Regions from separate parts of the Homo sapiens genome. Here region 1 is linked to region 2. A link is a loop called in an ENCODE intact Hi-C map of the cell type or tissue named here. Cell type or tissue: dorsolateral prefrontal cortex. All regions are shown on one strand. Links, peaks and the distances in the headings refer to the core of each region. The heading gives the core; the rest is flanking DNA.

What was found. Hi-C counts contacts between places; a loop is a spot of excess contacts. Peaks named below come from ENCODE experiments on the same cell type or tissue, not always from the same donor. Only the 100,000 strongest peaks of a DNase experiment are listed, where the experiment ranks them.
Region 1: a loop joins it to region 2, with 2.5 times the contacts of the local background. A loop is called at or near these places in 13 of 110 quality-filtered maps.

What each region holds. Positions count from the first base shown.
Region 1 is chr16:5,594,095-5,602,573 of GRCh38, reverse strand. LINC01570 (long intergenic non-protein coding RNA 1570) reads left to right here. Exons shown (of 3, transcript NR_110902.1): 3 at 910-1,405. It also overlaps a transcript of RBFOX1 not described here. Among named protein-coding and RNA genes, the nearest start is that of LINC01570, 18 kb to the left of the region's middle. In dorsolateral prefrontal cortex, for the core only: no CTCF peak of the experiment used is centred there; no DNase peak of the experiment used is centred there.
Region 2 is chr16:5,500,451-5,508,929 of GRCh38, reverse strand. It overlaps a transcript of RBFOX1 not described here. Among named protein-coding and RNA genes, the nearest start is that of LINC01570, 110 kb to the left of the region's middle. In dorsolateral prefrontal cortex, for the core only: a CTCF peak has its summit at 6,384 (motif pointing left); DNase peaks (open chromatin) are centred at 2,719, 4,349, 4,689 and 6,359; H3K27ac peaks cover 810 bases.

The DNA.
Region 1 (8,479 bases), core at 111-8,110, 94 kb before region 2:
ACAATTGGAATCATATAATACAGGCTGTATTTCTCACTCAACAGTATGTCATGTGCATCTTTCCAAGTCAATAAACATAAATCCTCACCACAAAATCCTAGCAGCAGCTTGGAATTGGACTTTATGGATATACACAATTGACTTAAACTATCCCTTACTGAGGGATATTGAGGGTACATCTTTTTAAAAATTATTTGTGCTACTACAATCATTTCCTTAATAAATATACAAACACATCTCACACTTGTACAATCATCTCCAAGGTGCAAATTCCCAGAAGTGTAATTGCTAGACCAAAGATGGAACACATTTTACATTTTGACACATGTGAATGTGAGGCAATCTGCCATCCAGAGATGGTCAGGCCAACATATGCTGCCTCCAGTAGAGGTCGTCAAAATGACTGCTTCTACCCATGACACATTCCAAGGCAAGACAGGAAGCTGACCTGTGAGAGTCCAGCCAGAAGGACCCAGCTCAGCAGCCCTGCTACAGTCAGAGGGTGGAGATGGAGGAGCAGGTTAAGGCAACTGGATCCTCACAGCCTGAATCTCTGCAAACCTAGAAGACTCTACAGCCTCCAGAGGAGAAACCAGCAGGATACCATCATCCCTTCCACTAGAGAGAACACATCAGCCTCCATGAGTGAGGTTGGGGGCCAGGAAATACCTGACCCAACCCAAGAGAGCTAAAAATCTAGCAGGCATAGGCACTATTCTAAGCACTGGGGAAATGGAGCCATCTCAGACACCTTTGATCCTATTGTGGGCAATTAACTTTTTCAACTACTTTCCCTTCAAAAGCTTCTGTGCCACCAATATCAAGGCTCTTTAGTAAGTCACTTTCCTGCTCCACGCCTCATTTCCCCATCTGCAAAATGTGTTTAGTATCTTTGTTTTCTTTCCATAGACTCAGTGTGACATTACAAGCATCCTGGGTGGAACTGCAAGACATAGTTATTTCAAGATTATGAAGAGTGTGGTAGCCAAACTCCAAGATGGCCGCATGATCCCTCCTCCAGGTACTCGTGCCCTTGTATGGTATGCTCCCACAGTCTTCCGAGGATTCCGTTGTATGACTGATCGAATACAGCAGAGGCGATGGCATAGGACATCTGAGGCTACATCATCTAAGGGATACACAGGAATTCACTCCCATCCTCCCATGTGGCTTCTACTTTGCTCTTAATCTCTCAGATCTCTCACCCTGGCAGACACCATCCACCATGTCCTGAGGACACTCAAGCAGCTCTGTGGCCTCCTGACAATAGCTGTTAGGTGAAACACCTTGGGTGCAGACCCTCTAGCCCCACTCCAGCCTTCAGAAGACAGCAGCCCCAGCTCACATGGGACCCTGAGCCAGACCACCAAGCAAACCACTCCCAGATTCCTGACCCACAGAAACTGTGAGATAATGAAAGTCTGCTGTTAGAAGTCACTAAGTTCAGTGTAACTGTCACGGGCAAGAGACAGCCAATACAATACTTTCGTGCTTCATACATCATTTTTCCATCTATCCAAAATGGGAAGAATACTTCACAGACTTGATGTGAAGCTGCAAGACTCCTGGTACTCCACTGATGCAGGTGGGTCAGAGGGTAAGTCCAGGCTGTGTGACCATGGGCAATTACTTTGAGTTTTGGTTTCCTAAGCCACAAAATGAGGATAAAAACAGCACACACCTTACGGAGTCATTGAGAGGATGTTAAAAGAACAGAGATCAAACATTTGGTCAACTGAAAAGTGGGATAAGAAAGTTGGGTGTGTGGTTGTCATTTTTCATCATCCCTTTCCTCTTCTTCCTCTTCTTCTTGGCATCACAGGTAAACACTACTTTCAGATGATCCATTAATGAGGTTTATTATAAAAATCCAGCCTGGAAAGTCATTTTGGGGGAATAGACAAGCACCAAGCAGTGGGCCCTTACAGATTCCAGTTTACACCAAGCAGTGGGCCCTTAGAGATTCCAGTTTGCACGAAGGGTCAGTATAGCTTGGTGCATAAAGAGGAGGGAACATTCCAAATACAGAGCACACTCATGGACAAGGCCCAGGGCCAAGCAGACTTTTTTTTTTTTTTTTTTTTTTTGAGACAGGCTCTTACTCTGTTTGCCCAGGCTGGAGTGCAGTGGCATAATCATAGCTCACTGCAGCCTCCATCTCCTGGGCTCAAGCAATCCTCCCACCTCAGCCTCCCGAGTGTCTGAGACTGCAGGCGCACAACACCACGCTCAGCTAATTTGGTTTTGTTTTTTTTTTATTTTTTTTTATTTTTTTGAGACGGAGTCTCGCTCTCGTCCAGGCTGGGGTGCAGTGGCGCGATCTTGGCTCACTGCAAGCTCTGCCTCCCAGGTTCATGCCATTCTCCTGCCTCAGCCTCCTGAGTAGCTGGGACTACAGGCACCTGACAACATGCCTGGCTAATTTTTTTTTTTTTTTTTTGTATTTTTAGTAGAGACAGGGTTTCACCATGTTATCCAGGATGGCCTCGATCTCCTGACCTCTTGATCAGCCCACCTCAGCCTCCCAAAGTGCTGGGATTACAGGTGTGAGCCACCGTGCCCGGCCTAATTTGTTTATTTTTTGTAGAGATGTTGCCCAGGCTGGTCTCCAACTCCTGAGCTCAAGCAATCCTCTTACCTTGGCCTCCCAAAGGGCTGGGATTATAGGTGTGATCCATTAGGCCTAGCCATGAACATCTTTTGATAAAAGAATTTACTCTCAGCCTTTCACTTACCACTATCACAATGTCTCACCATACCTACATTACGATTTCCATTCTGTTATTTCCATATCATTTTTTGTCTTTGAGTCAACTCACTTTATGTTAAACTTTTTTTGAAGGAAATTTCATACCACTGCCATTAACGGAAAGCTAGTAGTGATGGCTATAAAGAGAAAATCATCATAAAATGAAATACATAATGATGAATACCAAACAGCAACAGTCTGTGTGCCACTTGAAGGTGCCATCCCAAGGTCACCAACAATACACAAACAGGTCACACTTGGGGAATGCACCACACCATGATTGCATTGCCGAGAGGCGGTGCATGAGTGATTTCAGAAGTATCTGTGCAGGGAACTTCCTGGCCACTGTTATTCGTGGGTGACAGATGAGGGATACACGGGAATTCACTGCCATCATCCCAGGTTATGTACCCCAGTGACTCCAAGCCCAATGCCATGATGCAGGACCCCAGAGCACTCAGTAAGCATTCCTGTCCTTACTAGGAAGACAACCCAATGACATTCGACTTCTTTCACGTGCTCCCACAACCTGGGGCCGTCACACCAGGGCGCAGAGGGACCAATTTGCAGCCTTGTCACCAACCACTGTGCCCCGGATCTGTCCACCAAGTGGGCCTGGTCTTTTTTAGAGGACAGAATACAGCTCTCACACCATGTACCAGAGGCTGGGAATACGGCCCAAGTGATAGAAATTGTGCAAGTGCTCTGGAAAATTTATTCCCCTCAAACCCAGTTAATTCTCCAGCAAGATCAGTTTCAGGTAAAAACCATTCCCGGTGATTGATGACGGAGACCAAAGAGGCTGAAAAGGATGCAAAAGTAGTTTCAAAATCTAATCTGTTCAGCAAAATGCTTCTACTTACGGAGTCTTGCAGGCTGTTCTTGGCACCGGGGAGGAGGGTTGAATTTTCAGACTTGTAGTCCTGGCAAAAAACAAACAAATAGAGAAAAAGGTTGGGGAAGCCGGGTTGAGGAAAAAAATTCTAACCTTGAGTAACCCAGTTTAGCACAACCCAGAATGTCTCACCACGTTTAGCCACAGTACCCTCTGTCTCTCCACCCATCCCCTGCAGGGGTCAAGACCTGCATTGCCCTGCGCAATGGCCACAAGCCCGATATGGCTACAAAGCCCCGTGGCTAGTCTCATTGAAATGGGCTGTATACATAAAATAGTCACTGGGTTTTCAGGACATGATGAAGAAAATGAATATAAAACACCTCATTAATATTAATATTTCATTATTTTTATATCGATTACATGTTAGAAAGACATTTAATAATATATAAAAATAAAATATATTGCTATGTTTAAAAATGTAAATATATTAAGACTATCTCAAAGGAAGTTTATTATTACAGTTAATCTCATCCGTTTCTTTTTACTTTTTAGTGTGGCTACCAGCAAATGCTAAATTGCATCTTTGACTCCGCTGACACTCCTGAGGCAGTGCTGGTCCGGATGTTTCTCAGTGTGGACTCCTCGTCCCAGACCGAGGATGCTGGGGGTCCCTAACCTTCCACCTTCCACTCCAGCAACACTTTGCATCTAGGGAGCATCTGCAATGCTATGCACTACTTTTTTTATTTATTTTTTTTTTTTTGAGACAGAGTCTCCCTCTGTCACTCAACCTCCCAAGTTGCTGGGACTATAGGCACCCGCCACCACACCTGGATAAGTTTTTGTATTTTTAGTAGATACAGGGAATCGCCATGTTGGCCAGGCTGGTCTCGAACTCCTGACCTCAGGTGATCCACCTGCCTCGGCCTCCCAAAGTACTAACATTACCGGCCTGAGCCACCACACCCAGCCACTGTGTATTTCTTGTGCATTTTCACCCTGAATCCTTACTAGGGTATTAAGAAGTAGGTCTTAACCTCAGCCCCGTCTCACAGGTGAAGAAGCAAAAGAGAGGCTGACGGATTTGTCCAAGGTAACACAGCACTCAGCAGGGTTGCAGTGGAGCCTCAGCTTGAACTGAGCATGCCTACTGCAAACACTGGGATGTGAATCACCGTCGTAGTATTCCCAAAGCCTTCGTCCACCTTTCCACGAGGTACAGCGCAGGAGCATGTTAAAGCTGGCCACCATCAACTCTAGGGAACTGCTCCTGCCTCAAAAGTGTCAGCAATGCCTAAAGCTCTACAATGTCATTAATCAAAAGTCAGCAAGGCCGAGGCGGACAGATCACCTGAGGTCAGGAGCTCCAGACTAGTCTGGCCAACATGGTGAAACACCGTCTCTACTAAAAGTACAAAATCAGCCAGGCTGTGGTGGCGGGCACCTGTAATCTCAGCTACTTGGGAGGCTAAGGGAGGAGAATCGCTTGAACCTGGGAGGTACAGGTTGCAGTGAGCCAAGACCACCGCCATTGCACTCCAGCCTGAGCGACGAGATCAAAACCCCAACTCAAAAAAAAAAAAAAAAAAAAGTCAGCAAGCTTTGGCCTGGGGTCACCCCTTTAACTTCCTGGGCAGAGAGAGGGTCGTGTGTGTCTCAAGCAAGACCCTGTCTCAAAAGAGAGAGGGCGGGAGAGCAACGGAGAGAAAGAGGGAAGGACAGAGAGGTGCAGAGAAAGCGGGAGGGGGGTGGGAAGGAGAGGTGTATAAAAAGAGAGAGAGACAAAGATATAGACAGACACAGATATCAAAAGAGAGAGAAACAGAGGGGGACAGAAGCTACCTACTCTTTCCTGTACCAGCCACAAGAATTACTCAGACCCACCCACAGAGTTCTGGGATTTCTGTTTCTGTACATCGTTTCTGAACTTATAATGAGAAGACACATATTTTATTGTTTCTCTTTTTGCAGTTTTCTAGTAGACATTGGTCATGGAAAAATCTGGTGACCAAGAAATCAAAAATGTGTTTGTTCCCCTCCTTCCTCAACACAGAGAATGGTCCTCATGCCACATCCACCCTCCAGCTTATTGAAGTGAACAAATAAACACAAATGATGTCCCCTGCTTCCAGCGACTGTCTAAAGTAGTAGCCTGAATGGGGAGAGAAGGGGGAGGAGGATGATGCAGTGATTTTGCTGCCAGATGCGTCAATTCTCCTTTGAGAGAATGTCCACTGGTCTGAGAATGTCTGGCTTTTGTCACTTTCTTTTCAGTCCCACTTTATAGATGGACCAAGAAAAAACTGCACTTGATCAACGAGTTAAGCGCAATAGCAGATTTCAACCCAGTGACAAGACCCAAGTGTTACTAGATGCCCTGGGATCCCTATCTACAGCCTGGTCCTTTCTTTGAGACGGGCCTCCCTCCCAGACTCACAGGTGACCCAGTACCTTGCCCAATTCCATCTAGTCTAGGGACACACTCCTGCCCCAGGCAGCATGAATCAATCTGTCTTTCTCAGTAACAGAAACAGAGACCCATGGAAATGGTCACTGCATTGTGTTGGACTTCCTAAGTCCAAGACCTTGCATGTGAAGCCAGTATTGGCTTCGTAGCAACCACCAGCCTTAGGAAGGTAAAATTAGGTTTGAGTCAAAATTAAGAGTCTTCCAGGGGAAGCTGATTGGAAGAAAAGAGAATAGAGGATCTAGGCAACCAGTATCCCAGAGCCTGGAAATAGACAAGTTAGGACTCACACTCGAGTATGATCTTACTTGGGAACCTAGCTACCAGATGAAATTCCTATCCAGCTGCCCCTGCAGAGCCTTCTTCCTCTTTGCCCCTTCCACACTTTCCAGCCCCTTCCCCCTAGCTAGGGGCTTTCCCTCTCCACATCCCTGAGCCTGAGGTCCCAGAGGCCTGGTGTCCTCTTTAGCTGTCTATCTCTCATTGTGCCGCACTTCCGTGTCATTTTCATCAGGAGCACAGGAAGCCTTCACTCCTAGGAGACAGAAGATGGTACCAACTCAATCTGCTCTTCTCAAGAGACTTTTTCTGCCCTTCCTGCCACTTTTACACCTCTCCATACCCTGGAACTAGACATGCACCCTAACCCTAGATTAGCACCCTCCTTCTTAACGCAGTCCCTGTGCTATCTGAACAAAGCAGCAAGCTCTGTGCCCAATCCCGTGTGTCCCTATTTTCCTCCTTAACTCGAAAACAGAGACAAGCACATATTAACATTCTAAGTCTGACTGAGTTGGGGAAACAGAGCCAAGAGATGCAGCGAGGGAGGTAGTGGCTGTCTGATACTGTTCTGGTTTTCAGAAAGCCCAGGTCTTTTCCCTGAATCCTTACAATAAGCCTCCATATCATTTGAGCTGGCCTGATCCATTCAGATGAAAATTCTTGAGGCGTACAGAGAAGATCTGATCTGCAACCCTTTTTAGATCCCAAACCAGGGTCCCGAACCAGCTGTCACTCTGGTCGCTGTCTGCCATTCTTCTCTTCCCTGCAAGTTCTGCTCCCTCATTTTCCACCCACTTGTTAGAAGTCTAGTAGTCTCCCCTGGAAATGTATGCCCTCTTGCGCCTCAGTTTACAGCTTTCAAAAGCTGGGACATGAATCCCCAGCAGCAAGGATTTAGCCAGTTAAGACAGTGACCCAGGCAGAGATCCCAGATGGGCCATCAAACATCATCCAATACAGATTTGTCATGGGCTGGTGTCAGCTCCCAGAGGTGGCATTAGAAGGTGATATTCTTTGCATAACAACTGCCTTTACAGGGTCTTTTCCTGTTTGGAAATGTCTTTGGGGAAACATGGTTTTTTTGTGGTTTTTGAGATGGAGTCTTGCTCTGACACCCAGGCTAGAGTGCAGTGGCAGGATCTTGACTCACCACAACCTCCACCTCCCAGGTTCAAACAATTCTCCTGCCTCAGCCTCCTGAGCAGCTGGGATTGGAGGTGCCCACCACCATACCTGGCTAATTTTTTTTTTTTTTTTTTTTTTTTTTTAGTAGAGACAGGGTTTTACCATGTTGGCCAGGCTGGTCTCCAACTCCTGACCTCAAGTGATCCACCTGCTTCAACCTCCCAAAGTGCTGGGATTATAGACATGAGCCACCACATTCAGCCACACATTTTTGTGTATATAAATACTTACATAGACATGTAAAAGTAAAATAAATCTTGGAGGCCCCTGAATCACTAAGCTAAAGGGAAAAGTCAAGCTAGGAACTGTTTAGGGCCAACTTGCCTCCCATTGCATTCAAAGTCACCTCTCTGCTCAATGACATAAATGCCTATCTATCTGACTGTCTCCTTTGGAGATGCTAATCAGAAACTCAAAAGAATGAAACCATTTGTCTCTTTTCTACCTCTGACCTGGAAGCCTCCTCTCCCAGTGTCTCCCTGTCTTCCTGCCTTTGCTTCAAGTTCTCCCGCCTTTCCAGATGAAGAAACCAATGTTCACCTTGCATATGCATTGATGTCTTATGTCTCCCTAAAATGTATAAAATCAAACTATGCTCTGACCTTGGGCAGATGTCGTCAGGACCTCCTGAGGCTGTGTCACAGGCCTGTGTCCTCAACCCTGGAAAAATAAACTTTCTAAATTAACTGAGACCTGTGTCTCAGATTTTCGGGGCTCACAGACATATTCATGTAATCTTGTGAGCGTTTATGTGCCCACCTATGAATAGCCACATCCAGATGTATCAATCTTTGTATCTATAGTCACATAGAATAAAGATGTAGGAGGTGGAAAAAAATAAACACTCCATCCTACAGGTTAACAGAAGGCCAAGACCATGGCCAATCAAAGCTTCCTGAGCAATGGACAGAGGGTGTGGGGTCAGAGGTGGGGTTCTGGGTGCATGATGAGTTCCCAA
Region 2 (8,479 bases), core at 57-8,056:
ATGCTGGAGAGACGCGGCAGAACCCCCAGGTGGGTGGTTGCCGTAGGAACAGCCTCCGGGTCCACTTGACCATGAGGAATACAGTCCCACCACATTCCAGAGGCAATGTCAGCTCTCGACTTCTGCCAACCTGACTGCAGGGACATACTGTGAGCTGGCCCTGTGATCCCCACCTTCTGGTGGTCACAGTCTGTGCAATCTCCCCCGCCCCACCTTGGGTATGGCACTCTGTGCAATCGCTCTGTGCAGTCCTCCCCACCATCTTGGGTGTGGCACTCTGTACAATCGCTCTGTGCAGTCCCCCCACCCCCAACATCTTGGGTGTGGCACTCTGTGCAACTGCTCTGTGCAGTCCCCGCCACCATCTTGGGTGTGGCACTCTGTGCAATCACTCTGTGCAATCTCCCACCCGACCTCGGGAGTGGGCAGGACCTGTACTTTGTTTTTAATGAATAGAACACAGCCACATGTTCTATTCATGCCCACAGGAAGGCTGCAGCATCTACCTTGCTAGGAGACTCTGTCTCTCTCTCACCCTTGCTGCTAGCTGGGATGCAACAAGTGGCCGCATTGGAGTGGGGAGATGCAGGTAGTTGGCAAGGAGCTGAGGGTGGCCCCTGAGCAATGTCAGTGGATCTCAGACTTACAGACACAAAGGACTGCATCCACCCAGACGAGCCTCAGATGAGACCCTCGCCCTGGCCAATGCCTGCATTGCAGTCTGTGAGACTCAGAAGCAGATGATGCAGCTAAACCACGTCCAGACCCCCAGCACACAGAAACTTTACTATGTTGTATTAGGCTGCCAAGTTTGCATACTATTGTTCCATAGCAATAGAAAACTAGCATGTCAGAGGGGCCGGGGACTGTCCATGGGGGTTTCCCTTCTACATTTTTCCCCACTCCTGATGGGACACCTTGCTCATGGGTCAATGCCATGTGAGCTTCCCAGGGCTGCCATAACAAATCACCCCAAACCAGATGGCCTAAAACAACACATAAGCATTCTCATGCTGGAGGGCAGAACTCTAAGATGGAGGTGTCAGCAGGGCCACACTCCCTCTGAAGGCTCTAGGAAGAGACCCTCCTTGCGTCTTCCCAGCTTCTGGTGGTTCCAGCGATCCTTGGGGTTCATTGGCTTGTGGCTGCACCTCTCCCACCTCTGCCTCTGTCTTCACATGGCCTTTTTCCTCTGTGTGTGTCTGTTTCCAAAGTTCATCTTTTTATAAGGACACCAGTCACTGGATTAAGACCCACCCCACTCCAGTATGACCTCATCTTAACTGGATTATACTGCAAAGACCCTATTTCCAAATAAGGTCACATTCACAGGCATGAAGGGTTAGGACTTCAACATATCTTGTGGTGGGGGACACAATTCAACCCACAACAGATGCTGTCTTCAGACCCAGAAAACAGAGTACGTGGCTCTCTGCCAATTCCAGCCCACTGGGAAGCTGCCTGCTCTCTCCCATTCCCACGCCAACCCCCATTCATGCACCACATGTTTTCTGAACACCTATGTGTGCCACCCACTGATGGAGAAACTGGGGGGAACAAAGCCAAGACAATCCCTCCTCGCATGGAGCTTGCATTCTGCTTGGGGAGCAGTGAGAGAAAATCAACAGCAACAAATAAAGGAAACCATCTCCAATCATGGCAAATGGTATAATAATAGCAACAGCAGTGATGACAGTCATGGTGGCCGCAGTGGTTGGTGTTGCTTATTCGGTGCCAGGCATCATTCTAATTCACACACCCGAATTTGTTTTCTTCATCCTGACCACAACCCAAGTAGCTACTTATCAACCTCACTTTACAGGCAGGGAAATTGAGGCACAGAGAGCCTGCACACAACCAACAGCAGAGCCTGGATCTGAACCCAGGCAGCCAAGCTCCAGGGGTCCATTATGAAGAAAACAAAAAGGTAGAGAACAGAATAGGCTTTGAGATCTGGTGGTCTCTGAGACGGGGCTTTTGAGTCAAGACTTGAAGAAAGACTAGTAGGGGGGACTCCAGATTGGAGTGGGTGGAGGGGGAAATGCAAATGGAGGGTATCAAAATGCTAAAAGGATCTATAGCTGGAGAAGAGTTTAGACCCCACTCCCAAGGTGGAAGCTCCTGAATTACCCAGTGGTCGTACCCAACAGAGCAGACTGGTAAAACTTTCAACATTTCAAGAAAGAAGGGGTCTTGGAGATCAAGATGTCCCTGGGGAAGCCGTAACCCACACCTCACTCCCTTCTCTGTGGCGTCATCTCCAGTCTATAGCCCACCTTCTCTGTGATCAGGCCAGCCCCACTGCCTGGGGTGATTAATAGGTTTAATTTATCATTAACTTCCATGGAGCTGAGCTAGGCTGGCTGCACCTCCAGAGCAGTGTGTGGGCAGCTGCAGGGTGAGCAGAAGCCTTTGTGTACTTATTTATATTCATTTTGCACTGGGGACATTCCTAATTTGTTTGTTTTTCTCTGGTCTGGGTTCACGTACCTGAACTTGGAAGGCTGGGACTAGACCAAGAAAGGATTGGGGTTTAGAGTCCACGGAGTCAGAGAAGGACAGAGAGGGAGAGAAAGGACAGAGGACGACCTGTGAGGAGCTATCCGCGACTTACGTCTCTGTGCCTGCAGGCTGCCAAGCATCCTATTCTCGCAAATGTGGCTGGAGCAAGTTGCTGGTGCAGGCACAGTGCTCAGTACTGGTGTAGGAGAGGTGGGAGGACACTGGGAACCCTGCCTTCAGAAAGTTCCCGGAACACTGTGAAGACAGGCACATTAATGATTTCAAAGCAAGCTTGGCAGACCAGCAGGAGGAGGTGTGTGAGGCAGTGTGGGCTCAAAGGCAAGGGAAGGGCTCCTCATTTCTGGTGAGGTTTCAGAGTCTAGGACTCTGAGAGATACCCTGAAATCCAGGCATCATCTTCCCTCCTTCCCTAACTGATATACACACAATCTGGGTCAATGCGGGAGGGGAGGGTGAGAAAAAGTCTATAGCAGAGAGATTTTGAGCAGGGATGGAAGGGTGAGAGTGGGCTCTGTTTGCTGGTAGAAATGTCATGGCAGGGTGAGGCTTCATCCCTCTAGACACACACGCAAACCACGGTCTAGGGAGAAGGTACCAGACAGCTGCCAGGGGTATCCCCAAGCAGCCCTCCAAAAGCCATGGACTTCACAAGTGTGGCAGAATGGGTCTCTCTTCCCTCTCCCGCTTCCTGGACAATGTAAGATGGTATCTTTTGTCACACAATTCAAGGCTGGAAAGGAGAGACATACTCTGTATGTGATAAGACACAGGCACTCACCCAGGGAAGACAGTATTCAGCACAGTGCCTGATGTAGTTGCATGTAAGCTCCTCCCAAAAACCAGACCACTGTGAGGGGTAAGAGGGGCTGCAGGAGACAGGGCTTCTGGTGGGACTCTCTGCCCACCCACATAGGGCACCCCTGGAATCTCAGGCTGCAAATGTTGCTCAGACACTAAACCCACCCCCAATTCTCTACCACCCTATAAAAATGTGTAGCTGGAGTCTGAAATATGAGATAGAACAAACTCTGGGATTCTAGGAGCAGCAATAGAAGCAGAATAAGACGACAGGCACCAAGCAGGGAAAATGCAGGCTTTGGTTCAATGGTTTCTGCCACCTACAGTTCAGGGTTATCCCAACGCCCCCTGCGTTAAGCACAGAGGTGGAAATTCCAGGTTTTAAGTAGAGGAGAAGGGGGCAAGAAGGGGTCATACAAGAGGTTTATGCAGCCTACAATGTCAAGCTTTCATTGCTTGCTTTAATAACAGCTTTACTGAGCTATAACTCATACACTGCACAATTCCCCCACTGAAAGTGCCCATCTCAAGTGGTGTTTGGTATATCCACAGGGCTATGCAACCAGCGCCTTGACCAGCTTTAGAACACGTTCATCACTCCTCAAAGAAACCTGCACCCTTCAGCTCTCACCTCCCAAACCCATCGTCCCCAGCCCCTAGGACAACCACTGATTCACTGTCTCTAGGGATTCACTGTCTGTCTCTACAGATCTGCCTAGTCTGAAAGTTTCCTGGAATGGCCTCCTTCCTTCTCCACAGGGGTCAGCAAGCCCTCATGCCAGCTCCAACGTCACCGCTCATGGCCAGTTACTCCCTTGGTCTTCCCAAGCCTCCGCATCCTCCTCTGAAGGTGGGGCTGGTGAGGGTTCCTTCCCCACAGAGCTGCAGGGAGGATTATGGAAGTTAATGCCTATGGCAGTGTCTGGTGTCTAGCAAATGCTCAGCAAATGGTAGACAGTACATCTGCTCTTGTGTGCTTGTGCCTGGTTTACTTGCTGGGAGCCAAACCGGGCCCTCCCCTTTGATGATAAGTAACAGACAATCCAACCCACCAGGCGCGTGGAGGGCGTCAGCAGAGCCTATCTGTGAATGGAGGCATTTTTATGATCGTGCGTGTGTGGACAGTGACTGCCTCAGCTCTTGGTCAGAAAGGTCAATGCCATTGGCCCTACTGCAGGAAACTGCTTCTCAATGGCCTGAAGACAAAAGCCCCAGGTTTCCTTGTTATCCAGGAGCCTGGGCCAGGCTGGGCAAGCGTTGCAGAGCCAAGTCCGAGGCCCAGCAGGCTCCTGGCAGGCCCTGCCTCAAAGTTGGCAGCTGTTGGGTCCTGGGAGGCGGCCTGCTCTGTGCTCTGGGCTCTCAGGGATCAGGGAAGGGGTAGGAATAATCAGGTGACATGCTCCAGGGGTGCTGCTGCTCTTGGCAGAGCCTCAAATCGAGTTTGAAATGAGTAATCCTGAGCCAAGCTGCTTGTGCTGTGAGCAATGAGGCTGGTTGGCAAGTTCCCTCCGCCCCCAGCCATCGCCCTCTGGAGATGCTGCTCCAGATGCCAGGAAGGGGCTGGAGGGGCCCCAAACCAGCCCCCCAGAGACAAAGGGTAAGCCAGCTCTCCTCACCATGATGAGAAGAGGGGCATGGCTGAGCCTCAGCAAAGAAGAAAGGAGGCTATTTATATGAAATGGCCACAACAGGCAAATCTGTAGAGATAGAAAGTAGATGAGTGTTTGCCAGGGGCTGGGAGGACCAGACAATAGGGGTTTGATAGCTTAAGAGTAGAGAGTTTCTTTGGGGAGGGGATGAACATGTTCTAAAAGTGATGGTGGAGATGGTTGCACAACTTTGAATATACTTAAAACCATTGTCTTGGCCAGGTATGGTGGCTCATGCTTGTAATACCAGCACTTTGGGAGGCCGAGGCAGATGGATCACCTCAGGTCAGGAGTTCAAGACCAACCTGACCAACATGGGGAAACCTCATCTCTACTACAATAACAAAAAGTAGCCTGGTGTGGTGGCTCACACCTATAGTCCCAGCTACTCAGGAGGCCAAGGCACAAGAATCGCTTGAACCCAGGAGGTAGAGGCTACAGTGAGCCGTGATTGCGCCATGCGCCACTGCACTCCAGCCTGGGCGACAGAGCAAGACTCCGTCTCAAAAAACAAAAACAAAACAAAGAAAGAAACCAGTGTCTTGTACACTTGAAATTGATGAATTATATGGTGTGTGAATTATATCTCAGTAAACCTATTCCAAAAAGAAGAGGGGTGAGGGAGATTCAAGAGTGGGGGACAGTGGTGAAATTACTTCCCACGGGTACAACTCTCTGTCCGTAATACCAGAGGTCCTCTTGGATCTTCCTATAAGAACAAAAATAAGTGCAAAGATACATGGGGTACTGCACAGAGGAGGACACTGTGGCACAGAGATGTTAATTCTCTTGCCGGAAGTCACACAGCAGTCAATGGCAGAACTGCGGCTCCACCCTGGGGGTGTGGTTCCAGAGCCTGCACCCTTCTCTCCTGTGCCCTGTTTCCCCAGCTGAAATGCAGCTTCCACACTTGCATGGGGCATCTGAAAAGCCCCAGGGAAGAAAGAGGAAATATTTTAGGAGAGATGTGTATTGGACACGTCTAAATAGAATGATCCAAGCAATCGTTGTAGCAAGATCAGAATTTCCTCTGCAGGGGGAGTCCATCTTTCTAGGGACTGTATTGTTCAAGATCTCAATCAGAATTGCTCCTGTGCTCTGGTCTCCCTGCCCTGGCTATTTCTCAGGGTCCCCTGAGACGCGGAAGAGTCTGGAACTGACGGGAGATGGTCTGATAAAGTTCCAGCCTTCGGGGGCAGGCTCTGGTGCACTGCAGACTCTGCAGACATCTGCAGACAGACTATAACTCAATAGAGGATTCTGTTAATATGGTTGCTGCCTGTTCTAACCCCTTCGACTCCCAGCCTAACCACTGCAGAGATAACAGAGGCTGGAGGCGCCTTGGACCTGATTGCATTTTCTCCCCTCTCGCTGCCCTGCAAAGATGGACTTTGTCAGGCTTCTGCTGCCACCTACAGTAACAGCAACAAAAGGCAGGTCTCCAGCCAGACCCAGAGAAGCAGAGCAGGGGGCTTCCAGAACAGGGACACTAGGGGCCGGAGCCTGAGGTCCAACCTCCATGTCCACCCCCTGACCCTCAGGCAAGCCGAGGAAGAATGATCAGGAGCCTTCTCCACATCCCACCCCTACAGTGTCCACATCCCACCCTTACAGTGTCCCCATCCACTGGGACACACCAGCACAGAAGTCACACAGGGACGGGAGGACCATCTCTCCATTTCATGGGGTGAAAGGCATCCCTGCCGTTCTTCCTAAAGATTTCCTGAGGATATTCTAATCCTTCTGCCCAAAGCTGCTGCCTCCATGCCATCTCATTCACCCCCTACTCTAGGAAGCCTCTCTTGATTTCTTCCCCTAGTTTAGCTAACCCTACAACCACCTTCTGCCGGCCATACTGGTCACTCTAAATTGTAGCTGCTTACCTGTCTCCTCAGTAATCATAACAATTAATAATAATAATAATAATAATAATAGTGAGCTGGGCATGGTGGCTCATGCCTGTAATCCCAGCACTTTGGGAGGCCAAGGTGGGAGGATCACTTGAGGCCAGGAGTTCGAGACCAGCTTGGGCAACATAGCAAGACCCATCTCTACAAAAAAAATAAATAAATAAAAATTAGCTGGGCATGGTAACAAATGCCTGTAGTCCCAGCATGTACTGGGAGGCTGAGGCAGGAGAATCACTTGAGCCCAGGAGTTTGAGACTGCAGGGAGCTGTGACCGCACCACTACACTCCAGCCTGGGTGACAGAGCAAGATCTTGTCTCTAAAATAATAATAGTAATCATCAGATTAACATTCACTGGGTACTACCCACACACCATGAACTGTGTTTGGAGATTTGACGGCATCATCTCATTTAATATTTGAGCAACTTAGGAGGAAGATGCTATAATTGCCTTCATTTAACAGAGGGGAAAAACGAGACTGCAAGGTTAAAGTAATTTAGCCAAAGCCAGCCTTGGATTTGAATCCAGCCCATCTGCCTCCAGAGACAAACCCTCTTCCCCCAGGATTCAGCCTGCCTCCCCACCACTCCTCACCAACCCTTCCACTAGATCGACAGGGCGTCCGCATAGTTTGTCTGCTATTCATTCATTTAGAAATGTGGGAGCCTGCTTGGCTGGGGAATAGATAATTGATAATTTTATTTTTTCTTTTTTTTTTTTTTTTTTTTTTTGTAGACAGAGTCTCGTTTTGTCATCCAGGCTGGAATGTAGTGGAGCAATCTCAACTCACTGCAACCTCCGCCTCCCGAGTTCAATCGATTCTCCTGTCTCGGCCACCCTAGTAGCTGGGATTACAGGCACCCACCACCACACCCAGATAATTTTTTTGTATTTTCAGTAGAGATGGGGTTTCACCATGTTGGCCAAGCTGGTCTCAAACTCCTGACCTCAGGTGACCCGCCCACCTCGGCCTCCCAAAGTGCTGGGATTACAGGGGTGAAACACCGCGCCTGGCCGTGTTTTCTTTTTTCAGGCTCATGGAATGTTGAAAGTCATTGCTGTAAAACTTCAAAATTATGATGCCTGCCCATGAAGAGGCACCACTGGGCTTAACTTCTCCCAGCCATAATTCCTTGTCCTTACATGACATCTCTCTGGAGTTTGGGATCTATGTGAGGTAGACTAGAGAAAAAGCTATAATCTGAAAGGCAATTCGTAAGTATAGGATGAAAGCTGGGAGACCAGTTAGCCTCTGAGTCAACTGTGTGGTGAAGTTACCACGCAAAAAGCTTATGGAATTAGAGGCTGCACTAAGAAATGCTGATAAGACACTTTGCCAACGGGACCATATCTGAAGCATTCAATGTTGGGACCCATACACTGAGGCTGCTGGCTGAGGATGGTGTGTCTGGATAGAGTGACTTAGGTTGAGAGAGAACTCTAGGTCCTGACATAGCTGATGGCAGAGACAGAAAGAGCATGAAGTAAGTTTAGCAGCTGCATATAAACATTTGAAAGCCTGATACTCGGCCAGGCATGATGGCTCACACCTGTAATCCCAACACTTTGGGAGGTGGAGGCGGGACGATTGCGTGAGTC